2 separate regions of the Mus musculus genome follow, and region 2 is linked to region 1. Evidence: chromatin contacts called from ENCODE POLR2A ChIA-PET data. All regions are on one chromosome and are shown on one strand. Each heading gives the region's core, a stretch centred on a gene start or an enhancer-like site at or near the end of the contact. The rest is flanking DNA. Distances are from core to core; before and after follow the strand shown.

Region 1 (5,689 bases), core at 3,064-5,563:
CACTCAAGAAAGATCGCATTGCCAAGGAGGAAGGAGCTTGATTCCAGGACCACTTTGTGCAGATGGTGGGGTCTCACCAATAAAATATTTCTACTAAAAAAAAAAAAAAAAAAAAAAAAAAAAAAAGACACTTGAACACAACTCTTGAGACACCCACATCTACCCGCGGGGTGGGGACAGTCAGCGGTGTTCTGTTGTCCTTTTCCCATATGTCTTCTTCCAAATAACTAACAAAGTCACTAGCTCTAGTCTGTGGCTCATCCTGAAAGTTGTTCTTGTGACATCAATGATCTGGCTTGAGGTTGGGGGATGGCAATCCAATCAACTTCTAGGGCGACTGATGGTAGCCAGGCTGCAGTTGTTGACAAAGCAGCGTGATTGATTTCTAATCAGACAAAGTCCTGTGAGCACCTGTGATGTGGGGAGAGTCACCTGCCCCCTCCCCTAGTCAAAGGTAGTCACAAAGGAAACTTGGTAAGCAGACGGGCAGTCCCTACCCGGTTGGCTTGGGGTGAGAGCACAGTGGGTATCTGAACTCAAGGTAGGACCAGGCCTGTAGCCAGGGCCAGGTGTAGGCTGCTCCATTTCCCACACCTTATCACAATCCTTGAGGATTTTATCTGGTCAAAATGATTAAAAAAAAAAAAAAAGCTGGGCGTGGTAGCACACGCCTTTAATCCCAGCACTTGGGAGGCAGAGGCAGGTGGATTTCTGAGTTCGAGGCCAGCCTCGTCTACAGAGTGAGTTCCAGGACAGCCAAGGCTACACAGAGAAACCCTGTCTCCAAAAAACAACAACAACAAACAAACAAACAAACAAAAAACAAAACAAAACAAAAAGACAGAAAAGGTGGTAAATTTGAAATGTTCTCTTTTAGGTCAAGTCAGGGGATCACCTGGTGTTGGCATCAGGAACTGGCTTTACAGTAGCTGGTATCATCCAACAATGACAATGACGTCACTCCTAGGTGACCAGGTAAGGACCTGCATGTCTGTTGCCATGGCACTCATCATATATTCCCAGAGTCCACTTGCCTGCCCTTACCTGTGCACAGTGGTGCCTGTAATTACATCAAGGTCCAAAGAAAAGACAGAGAGCCCCCTGACTGTCACTCTCTTTCGCTTTTCTTCTTTCTTTCTTTCTTTCTTTCTTTCTTTCTTTCTTTCTTTCTTTTTGTGAAAAAGAAAAAAATTTCTTTTTTGTCATCCCCCTTTGTTCTCCCACCCCCAATAAACCTCTCCCATGGAAATGTGCTGGCACTTACCAAGTGAGCTCTTGTCACAAAAAAATTAAATTAAAAAAACCAACAACAACAACAATCAACCAGGCTGGAAAGATGGCTCAGTGATTAAGAGCACTGAATGCTGTTCCAGAGGTCCCTGGTTCAATTCCCAGTCCGTACATGACAGCTCACGACTATAACTCCGAGATCTGACACTCACACAGACGTGCATGCAGGTAAAATACCAATGCATATAAAATAAAAATAAGTAAACTATTTTTTTTAAAAAAATTCAATCAAGATCTGACGCCCTCTTCTGGAGTGTCTGAAGACAGCTACAGTGTACTTACATATAATAAATAAATAAATCTTTTTTAAAAAATTCAATCAATGAAATCTCAAAGAGATAACTGATCACTAAAATTGATATCTTCCCAGGGCTGAAGACTATACAGCTCAGTGGTAGGGGGCTTTCGTAGGGGGTTCAAGAGCCTGAGTTCCACCCTAAGCAGTGGAAAGAGAGAAGGGAGGGGGGTGTCTCAAGAGATGCAGGGGACAGAAGGAGGGAGGGGGAGCTAGAGTGAGAAAACCGACTGGGTAGCACAGGCCTGTAGTCCGACCCATGAAGAATTAGGCCATGGCCAGTCTGGGCTCCATACTTCCAAGCTGGCTTGGGCAAATGAGATTCTGTTTCAAACAAAACAAAATAGATAAATAACAATAAAAAGGAATAAAAGCAGCTGTATTTCTTCTTGGACTACTATCCAGAGTTAGAGAGAGAAAGTGAAGGCCTGGCAGGCAGGGCTAGGGGTTTGGTTTCCAGGGCAAGTGAAGGCCAGGGTTGCCTTGGGATGCCCATGGGGTCTTCAGAAAAGTACCACCTGTGCTCCTTTGTGTCAGTACCAGAGGTCAGACCCCCTCTCCCTTTGCTATTTTCATTATGGATTCAGATACTTGAAGATTTCTTTTACAAAAGGGCAGCCTTTCAGACCTGCCCCCTGCCACCAGGCCTGCAGTGTCTCTGGGTAAGCAACTGGAAATTCGGTAACAAACATACCTGGGGGTGGATTAGTTTATGTATGCTCCTACAAGAAAACAGACCAACTTTATTGATTGTTGTGGCACAGACACACACACACACACACACACACACACACGGAGAGAGAGACACACACAGACAGAGAGACACAGAGAGAAGGAGAGATGAAAGAGAAAGAGAGAGTGGTGTGATACGTGTGTAATTTCAGAATTTGAGATGTGGAGGGAAGAGGACTGGAATGAGTTCAAGGCCATCTTGGGCTACTTGATTCCCTGTCTCCAAAACAAAACCAGACAACAACAATACAGAACAAAGAACAAAACTCAAAACCTAATAAATAAATAAATAAATAAATAAATAAATAAATAAATAAATAAATTAAAGAAAGAAAGAAAGAAAGAAAGAAAGAAAGAAAGAAAGAAAGAAATGACTCTAGCTGGGCTGTGGGAGACTGTTTGCTCCTGAAAGGTCTGGATTACACGTCCAGTGGCCTTGGAGAACCAGGCATTCCTGGAAGGAGGGCTGGGAATGGAATTAGGATGGGAGAGAAGTGGGAGGAGAGAAATAACAAACCAAGACAAAGTTTCTCTGACCATGGCTCAAATTGTAATTTTTCAGCTCTGCATTTCTATAGGCAAAACCACAAAACGGAGCCCCTTTGTTTCAGCTGGGTTTGAGTTGCAAAGGAAGCTCTCAGCAGCTCAGCGGGCGGGCAGTCTCTTTCCGCTTGGGCAGGACGCCTGGCTCCAGCGGTGGCGACTTGTTTAGCCAACTCAAGGCTGGGGGAAGGGCCCACATTCCTACCCTGTAAAAGAGAAAAACACAACCAAACAGCACCACAAACAACAGATTACAGGATTGCCACCCCAGGAGTCTTTGGGTTTGTTTGTTTGTTTTTAGATGACTTTTTTCTTTGGTAAGAATGTTTCATTTGTGTCTATGGCCTTGGAGTTAGAAGAGGACATGGGATCCCCTAAGACTAGAGTTACAGCCGGTTTTGAGTAGTTATGTGGGGGCTGGGAATGGAACCCGGGTTCTCTGGAAGAGCAGCCAGTGCTCTTAACAGGTCACCAAGCCATCTCTGGAACTGTCCTGTAACCACCTTTAAAATGCACATTTTGGTGAGGGGAGACTAGCATAACTCTAGATCTAGGGGTAACAATGACTGTGGCCTCTTAGGACATAGTACTTATGTGCCCACATACACAAATAAAAATAAAAACAGTAACAACAACAACAACAAAATAATCCAGCTCAGAGAGCTGGGGCTGTGTCTCAGTTGCAGAGTGCATGGCCGAAGAGTCCCCATTAGATCCCGTATCACCAGAGTAAGGGTTAACCAGCAGAATCCCTTGGCGGGTTGGGGTTACTAAAGTGTGTCCCAAAGATTACACCATCATACCATCATACAATAGATCTCCCGAAAGGAATTTATTTGGGTGGGAAGAGATGGGCTAGCCCAGACAACAAGAGACAGAGAGACAGGGTGAAAGAGTAGGCCGCGATGGGGGGGGGGGGCTGGCTTTTAAATGGTATGCCCGTGGCATTTGGCAGCTGGTGATCATAAAGCTGCTGGCCCTGAGGCGCTGAAGGCAGGCTGGGCCACAACCAGTACCGGCCACAGAAACCAGCTGTTGGCAGAAGTATCGGACCTGCAGTCTGGGATGGTGTGCCCACCCTGGGGCGTGGTCCCACCTGGTCACAAGTAAGATGCCTCCAGCCCTGACCCCACATCATCTACTCACGCAGCTCCCCTGTCCCAGCCAACAGCAACTTGTTCGCCCTGGGGTCTTACTTCTGTTAAGAGTCCCTACCAAAGGCCTGGGGCAAGGGTCTCTTCCTGATCTCCATAGGAGTCTCTGGTCTCACAATGTTTCTGTGTGGGTTCAGTGGTGACGAGGATTAGTTATGGATACACAGAGGCTGTGACACCTGCCAGCTCTGTGCTACTTCCTTTAAGGGCCTGGCCCCACAGCCACGTGGACCTTTGTCCATAGGGGTGGCGAGGAAGCCACACTGTTCCAGCAACCTGATCTTTAACAGAACAGCATCTGTCAGGACTCCGCGGCTCTCTGCCTGGCCAAGCCGGCACACTTTTTGTTGCCAAAGATGGGTGGTGTCACCGGAAGTCTAAGGGAGTGTGGTTCGGAAATCCCCTTGGAAAACCAGCTCTTGTGCCAGACCTCGCTTGACGTTAGGCTCTGCTGCCCTCTAGTGGCCGCAGGGTGGCATGAACCACGAGGGGTTGGAGACGTCTGCTCAATGGCTTGGGAAGTGGGGGAAGGGAACTGTGGCGGTTGCGCAGATCCAAGTGCTTTGTACCCACGACATCTTAGATTCTGCTGCGTCCCCCAACCCCCGATTTTTTTGCCCTTTGTTAATCAGAACTCAAAAAGCACCTAACCCTTTTACATATCCAGAGCACGAAGCCGGAACTAAGGCTCAAGCATCGGGCTCCTTGTTTGCTGGAATCCCCCAAAATGAACGTAACTGTCATACCATACATGTGTGTAAAATTGGAGAAAGGGGATGATATGAGCTTAATTGGTTAAGTGGTGGCTGGTGTATATCTGTAATCCTGCCACTACAGGGGCACAGACAGGGGATTCCCTGTGAGTTCTATGCCAGCCTGAACTATCCCAGTTTAAAAACAGAACTCTGCTATCTCCCCCACTATGACTCTCCCTTTGTCCCATTCCCACAGGCTAAGGGACTTCTGGATCCTGAGAACTCGAGTTGGCGATACAGTTGGAATGACTTTAATGGACCATTATATTTCCATATATAGGAATTACTGGCCATCTTAGGACAGGAATGCTTTCCAGGAATAATCTGCCTGCCCACCTGGTAACGCCACCCTGAGCCACAGCAGTTGGAAAGTAGGTGGTGGAAGAGAAACAGTGTTTCAAGTATTCAGAGCCAAAAGAGGGTCTGTGAAAAGTTATCCCAGCTATTAGTTATGAGACTGAGAGAGATGCCTCAGTGCTTTACAGTACTAATGGCTCCTCCAAAGGACATGGGTTCAATTCCTGGTCCCCATATGGTGGGCTCCCAATTATCTGTAACTCCAGTTCCAGGGGATCCACTGCCCTCTTCTGACCTCCTCAAGATCTGCATGCAGGTGGCACACAGACATGGAGGCAAATCACCCAGCCACAGTGAGACCTCATCTCAAAAGATTCAAAGAAAAGAGGGCTGTGGGAATGGTGTTGACATCAAGGATTTGAATAGAGAGCACCAGCCCAAATCATCATGGTCAAATTAATTAAAGCAAGCTTACCCCCTGCCCTACCCCCGCCTCCACTCACACAAGAGTTTTTCTCTGTAACAGTCCTGACTGTCTTTGAACTCACTCTGTAGACCAGGCTGGCCTCGAACTCAGAGAGCTGTCTGTCTCTGCCACCGGGGTGCTAGTATTAAAGGTGGGG
Region 2 (5,549 bases), core at 2,209-4,708, 370 kb before region 1:
CTCAGAAATTCCCCTGCCTCTGCCTCCTGGGATTAAAGGTGTGCGCCAACATGCGCCTGGCTAAGGTTTTTTATTTGTGTACACGAGGTGCTTCTCCACACCCCCTTAGGCAGGGTTCAATAGGTCAGCCTTGGGTGTGCAGAAGACAAGTCTATTTGTTGTTGGTTTTTCCCAGATAGGGTTTCTCTGTGTATCTCAGGCTGTCCTGCACTCAGTCTGTAGACCAGGCTGGCCTCGAACTCAGAAATCCGCCTGCCTCTGCCTCCTGAGTGCTGGGATTAAAGGCATGCTCGCCACCACCGCCCAGTAGTAATTCCTTTTTAACGTCAGTGGTTTTACTCTTTCTTCTCTATCACTTGATGGTGAGTTCCAGGGATTTCCTCCTCTCTCTCCTCCAGCTCAGGGATGACTGGTCCCTCTAGGGATCTTGATTGGGTTTGTTTTCTCTGTCATTTAAACAAATGTCAGGGAAAATCTCAAGTGTTATCAACTATAATGTGGCAAGGGGTACCTGGCAGGCCCATGCCAAGGCATGCCCCTGAGAAATGACTCCCATGCAACAGAGCTGGTACAAAGGGAGTTTATTGGGGGAAGGGAAAGATGTGAGGACCTGGGAAAGACCGACAGCTGCAAGCAGAGCCATGAGGCCAGAGAAGAGGAGGTGGCACAGAGAAGGACAGAGGAGAGGAGTGTGGGCCTGGAACAGAAGCACAGGGGTAGGGGGCAGTGGCACGTGCTAGGTCCCTGGCAGGAACCTAGTAGAATCATCTATAAGCTACCATCAAATGCATCAGGGAAAATCTCCAACACTGCTGAGAAAATGAGCTGCCGAAGACTGGCTTTTAATTGGGGACAAGAGAAGAAATCCAGCAGGGAGGGCCCTCTGGACGCTCACAGTCCAGTCTTTCCTGGAGGACTTTCCTGCTTTGTTCTTGTAAGGCTCCCCCCCCCACACACACACACACCCCCCAATTTACTGCTGGTCAATTGGAAAGGATAAGCCCAAATCTTTGATATAAACAGTGCTGATCTGGCCTTGAGCTTGTTAAACAAGTAAGTCTGTCAGGAGGGGGCCCTACTGGCTGGAGGAAAAAAAGCCCACCAGGCCTTTATTTTAAGCTGCCAGCAGGTCAGTGGGGTGAGGCAGAAGGCAGCCATCTTGGACGTTTGCCACATTTATTATGTAATCATGGTTCCTCTCCCTGGCTGCCTCAGACTGGCTAATTTCTAGTCCCTTAGAAGGTTTGCAGTCTTTCTTTGCAACCTGCCATAAACATTCTTCATTAGCTGTGTGAAGCTGAAGTAGAGAAGGGTTTCCTGCCTTTTTTTTTTCCCCAACTGGCTTCTTTTATGAGTTAATCTCCTCTTCCTCACTCCTTTCTCTTTTAGCAGGGTCTTACTATGTAGTCCTGGCTAGCTTTGAACTTACTAAGTAGAAGAGGCTGGCCTCAAAATAAGAGATGAGCCTGCTTCTGCCTCTGGAGCGCTAAGATTAACCTTTATGTTAATCTTGATGTAGTCTCCAGTTTGATCTCCTGCCACACTAATGAGATCAAAGTTCAAAACAAATACAAATGGTGTTATAAAGAATTTGTTAATAGATTTGCTTAGGAGACATGGAATTTAGCTAAGGGAGCACTGCCTCCAAAATACCGGAGGTATGTGAACCAGGCCTCTTAGGGTTTTGGCAGAGAAGTATCTTGGCAGGTCAGGGCTAAGGTAATGCAAAGATCACACCACAAAACAGATTCACACAAGAGTTTGATTTGAGCTGGGCAGTGGTGGTGCATGCCTTTAATCCCAGCACTTGGGAGGCAGAGGCAGGCAGGAGGATTTCTGAGTTCGAGGCCAGCCTGGTCTACAGAGTGAGTTCCAGGACAGCCAGAGCTACACAGAGAAACCCTGACTTGAAAAACAAACAAATTTAGGATACTAGGGTGTAAATTTTTTTTCCAGATATTAGACCCTATTCCCAACAAGGAGACACCTCTGATATACAACCAGTCATTAATCCCTGATTCTCATTCCCAAAGAATACCTCTAACAAGATGACCCACCTGGAACAATTATTCAAAGAAAGAAAGAAAGAAAGAAAGAAAGAAAGAAAGAAAGAAAGAAAGAAAGAAAGACCACTGGTGTACTTAAAAATAATTCTAGCAATATGCAGTATCTTTGCTGTGTGAACCTCTTCCCTGCCTAAGGGACCAAAGTTACAGTCTCCTGTCTGTGTTTAAATTGTTTAAAGTGTAACCTGGAGCTAGGACTCAAAAAAGATTTAAGGATGACAATGTTCATGGACTGTATAATCCTAAAGTTTATAGAAACCTTCTGATGGGGGTCAGTTCTTATTTGGGCATTAACCCCAATTGGCTAACCGCTACTAAAGAGCTTTCATTCACCTCTAGTTTGAGGACTGATTTCTCACTGAGAAAGCATATCGCTTCTCTAACACTAGGACATGCCCTTTCCAAGAAGCCTTCTGTGACTACCTAACCCAGTCTCCACTGCATGTGCCAGGTCAGCATGGTTCTAACAGAAACCTGATACTGTAACTGCCCTCTCTTTACACATTTGATTCCCTGAACCTCTCTGTGAGGAACCATCTCTTTGTACCTGCAGGGCCTGGCTCAGCGACTGGAACTGTGTGTGTGTGTGTGTGTGTGTGTGTGTGTGTGTGTGTGTTTTCGAGAGCGGACCCCCCCACCCCATGCCCACGGGGAGGTGTGGTATGCCAGGGGGTGGGGCAGTTCTTATCTCAAACTTATTGTACTTAGTAACCCTTAATTAGAAAGTTTGGGGAGGGCTGGAGACATGGTTCAGTGGTTAAGAATATTACTTCTCTTACAGAGGACTGGAGTTCCTTTCCCCAACAACTACCAGTAGCTCCAGCTTAAAGGAGATCTGATGCCCTCTTCTGGCCTCTGAGAGCACCTGCACTTGGCGTTTACAGACATAATTGAAAGTGATTTAAAAAAAAAAAAGTGCCTAAGTGAGCATGTGACCAAATGGAATTATTCTGCCAACGGGCTAGACTGGTGGTGGTCTTGCAGGCAGACCCCCCCCCCATAAAGCCCTTTACAACATTTTCATTTCGTGTTATGTTTGTGCAAGCATCCACATGCTATCCTCAGACAAACCGATTCACTTTCCCCACACGGCCTTATTTGCATTTAAAAGCGAAGGCTGCAAAGGAGAATTCCTTTTGCCAAAGAGGAATTTCAAGCATCTGTTGCAGACCAGAGAGAAGAAAAGAACGAAAAAATTTTAAAGGGCTAGAAGCTGATTTACGCAGAGCTACTACCAAATCATCCTACAGAAGCAGGGAATTTTATTTTAGTCCTAAATAGCAAAGACAGCCAGCCTGAGTTCTTGGACGAAGTCCCTAAGGGAGCTGGGATTTGGAATGACAATGCCTGCAAAAGCTGGGGCGTTTAAGGAGCTGCAGCCCTGTTCCTGCTCCAGCTGAGTCTCCACCCCTTCCCCCTCCGTGTGAGCAATGGGCAGCTGCCAGCAGCATCCTGGATCCAGTCCAAGCAGCTTGCTGTCGGCAGCACAGGCCTGCGGGGCCGCAGGGTCCTCCCACCCTTTGCTTTTGGATGGGCATTATTAGCTAGAAAAATGCTCCGCGTTTTTCTTGTTCGTGTGGTGTAACCTGCTCGCCGCAGACGCGCAACCTTTCTCCAGTAATTACCTCCCACGCTTGGGAAAAATCTCAATCTCTCCCCCCACCCCCTTTTTCATTACAGCAGCCAATTCAGCAAACTAGTTTGTATCACCAAGGACAAAGAGACAGCCTTAACGATTGTAATGACGCGTTTCTTTCTTCCCACCATTTCTCCAGTGAAAGGGGCACGATGACCTCCAGTCTCACGGTTTCTGAAATCAAATGCACGGACTGATCTCCTTAGTCCGGTCTGAGAATCTGGTACTAAATTGATGGGCAGCTAGTGACCATGGTCGGTTTCTTGGAATGGAGGAAAGGTGTGCCCCAGGAATATCCCACCATCACCACCACCGTACCACCACCCCGCCTAACCACCACCCATTTGTAGCCAGCCTGCTAGGCAGGAAAGAGGATATTGGAAAGAGACATTGTAGCAAACAGACTATTGAAACAACAGACACTCTTAACATTGTAATTTCCCTAGGAACCTCATACTCAGAAAAGGGAAGGCTGAGAGCTGAAATGGAGACCAGGTTCTGTCTTGTCAGGTGACCTTGCTGGAGAGACTGAAGCAGTGGAGGATGGGAGTGGAAGCATGACGACACAAGAACAGAGGACAGATTTCTTTGTCCCTTTTCCCAAGGTGGTCAAGTTGACTAAAACTCCTTTTTCTGACCCTGCCCCGCTTTGAGACAGGGTCTCTGTACGTAGCCCTGCCTTTCCTGGAACTGTGTAGACCAGTCTTACCTAGGCTCCATGAACAGGAGGAGGAGGAAGAAGAAGAAAAAGGAAAATTTATACTTTGATAGACTTCATGGAAGCTCCTTAGCAACTGCTTTGGGGAGGGAAAATACATCAGCTGATTAAAGGGCTCATTATTCCACCTGTCTCTCTAGCATAGATCCAGTGAACCCGACTTCCTGAGGGGTGGTCCTTGGCCAGAGCACTGGATTATATAATAAGCAGGCCAACTGGATTAATTCAAGGGACAATGCCATGTCTCTACCCAGAGAGAGATTCCATTCTCCTGACCAAGAATAGTTTTCCTTTAATAGGCTTCCAATGTCACTATAAGTCACAAGGGGGAAAGTCACCCAAAGTTGTCCTCTGACCTCCATATGTGTGTCCCCTCACATATAAACATGAACACACGTCATACACATACATACAATTATTATTATTATTATTATTATTATTGGTTTTTCTGAGACAGGGTTTCTCTGTGTAACTCTGGCTGTCCTGGAACTCACTCTGTAGACCAGGCTGGCCTTGAACTCAGAAATCCGCCTGCCTCTGCCTCCCAAGTGCTGGGATTAAAGGCGTGCAACACCATGCCCGGCTCATACAATTATTTTTTAAGCCTGGATGTGGCCATATACACTTGACTTCAGTGCTGGGGGTGGGGGTGGGGATGGGTGGAGGATTACCAGGGCTTGGAGGTTCTCAGCCCAAATCTAGGCTCATTGAGAGAATATGTCTCAAGGAAATATGGCACATAGTGATGGAGGGGAATACCCTGTGTCCTCCTCTTACCTCCACACTCACATACACACATGTACAAGTGCTTGCACGAGCACGCACGCACGTACACACACACTTTTTAAAAAAATATTTATTTATTTATTTATTTATTTATTTATTATATGTGTGTGCACTGTAGCTGTCTTCAGACACTCCAGAAGAGGGCATCAGATTTTTGTTACAGATGGTTGTGGGCCACCATGTAGTTGCTGGGATTTGAACTCAGGACCTTTGGGAGAGCAGTCAGTGCTCTTAACCGCTGAGCCATCTCACCAGCCCCCCCCCCACACACACACACTTTTTAAAAGGAAGAAAATAACATTTTCCAGTGTTACTTGGGTGTGAATGTGTGAGCTCTTGAACA

Evidence for each region. ChIA-PET counts read pairs that join two places held with the same protein, here RNA polymerase II (POLR2A).
Region 2: POLR2A ChIA-PET joins it to region 1 with 16 read pairs in embryonic stem cell. The contact joins two enhancer-like sites. POLR2A ChIA-PET finds 5 or more read pairs at or near these places in 2 of 5 experiments (Patski and embryonic stem cell).

The regions. Positions count from the first base shown.
Region 1 is chrX:13,203,743-13,209,431 of GRCm38, forward strand. It overlaps the pseudogene Rpl3-ps1. Among named protein-coding and RNA genes, the nearest start is that of 2010308F09Rik, 41 kb to the right of the region's middle. Within about 2 kb of position 4,314, at least 1 of the 3 ENCODE cell types and tissues checked has a DNase peak (open chromatin) inside an H3K27ac peak, as active enhancers do.
Region 2 is chrX:12,836,898-12,842,446 of GRCm38, forward strand. No RefSeq gene overlaps it. Among named protein-coding and RNA genes, the nearest start is that of Gm14634, 77 kb to the left of the region's middle. Within about 2 kb of position 3,459, at least 1 of the 3 ENCODE cell types and tissues checked has a DNase peak (open chromatin) inside an H3K27ac peak, as active enhancers do.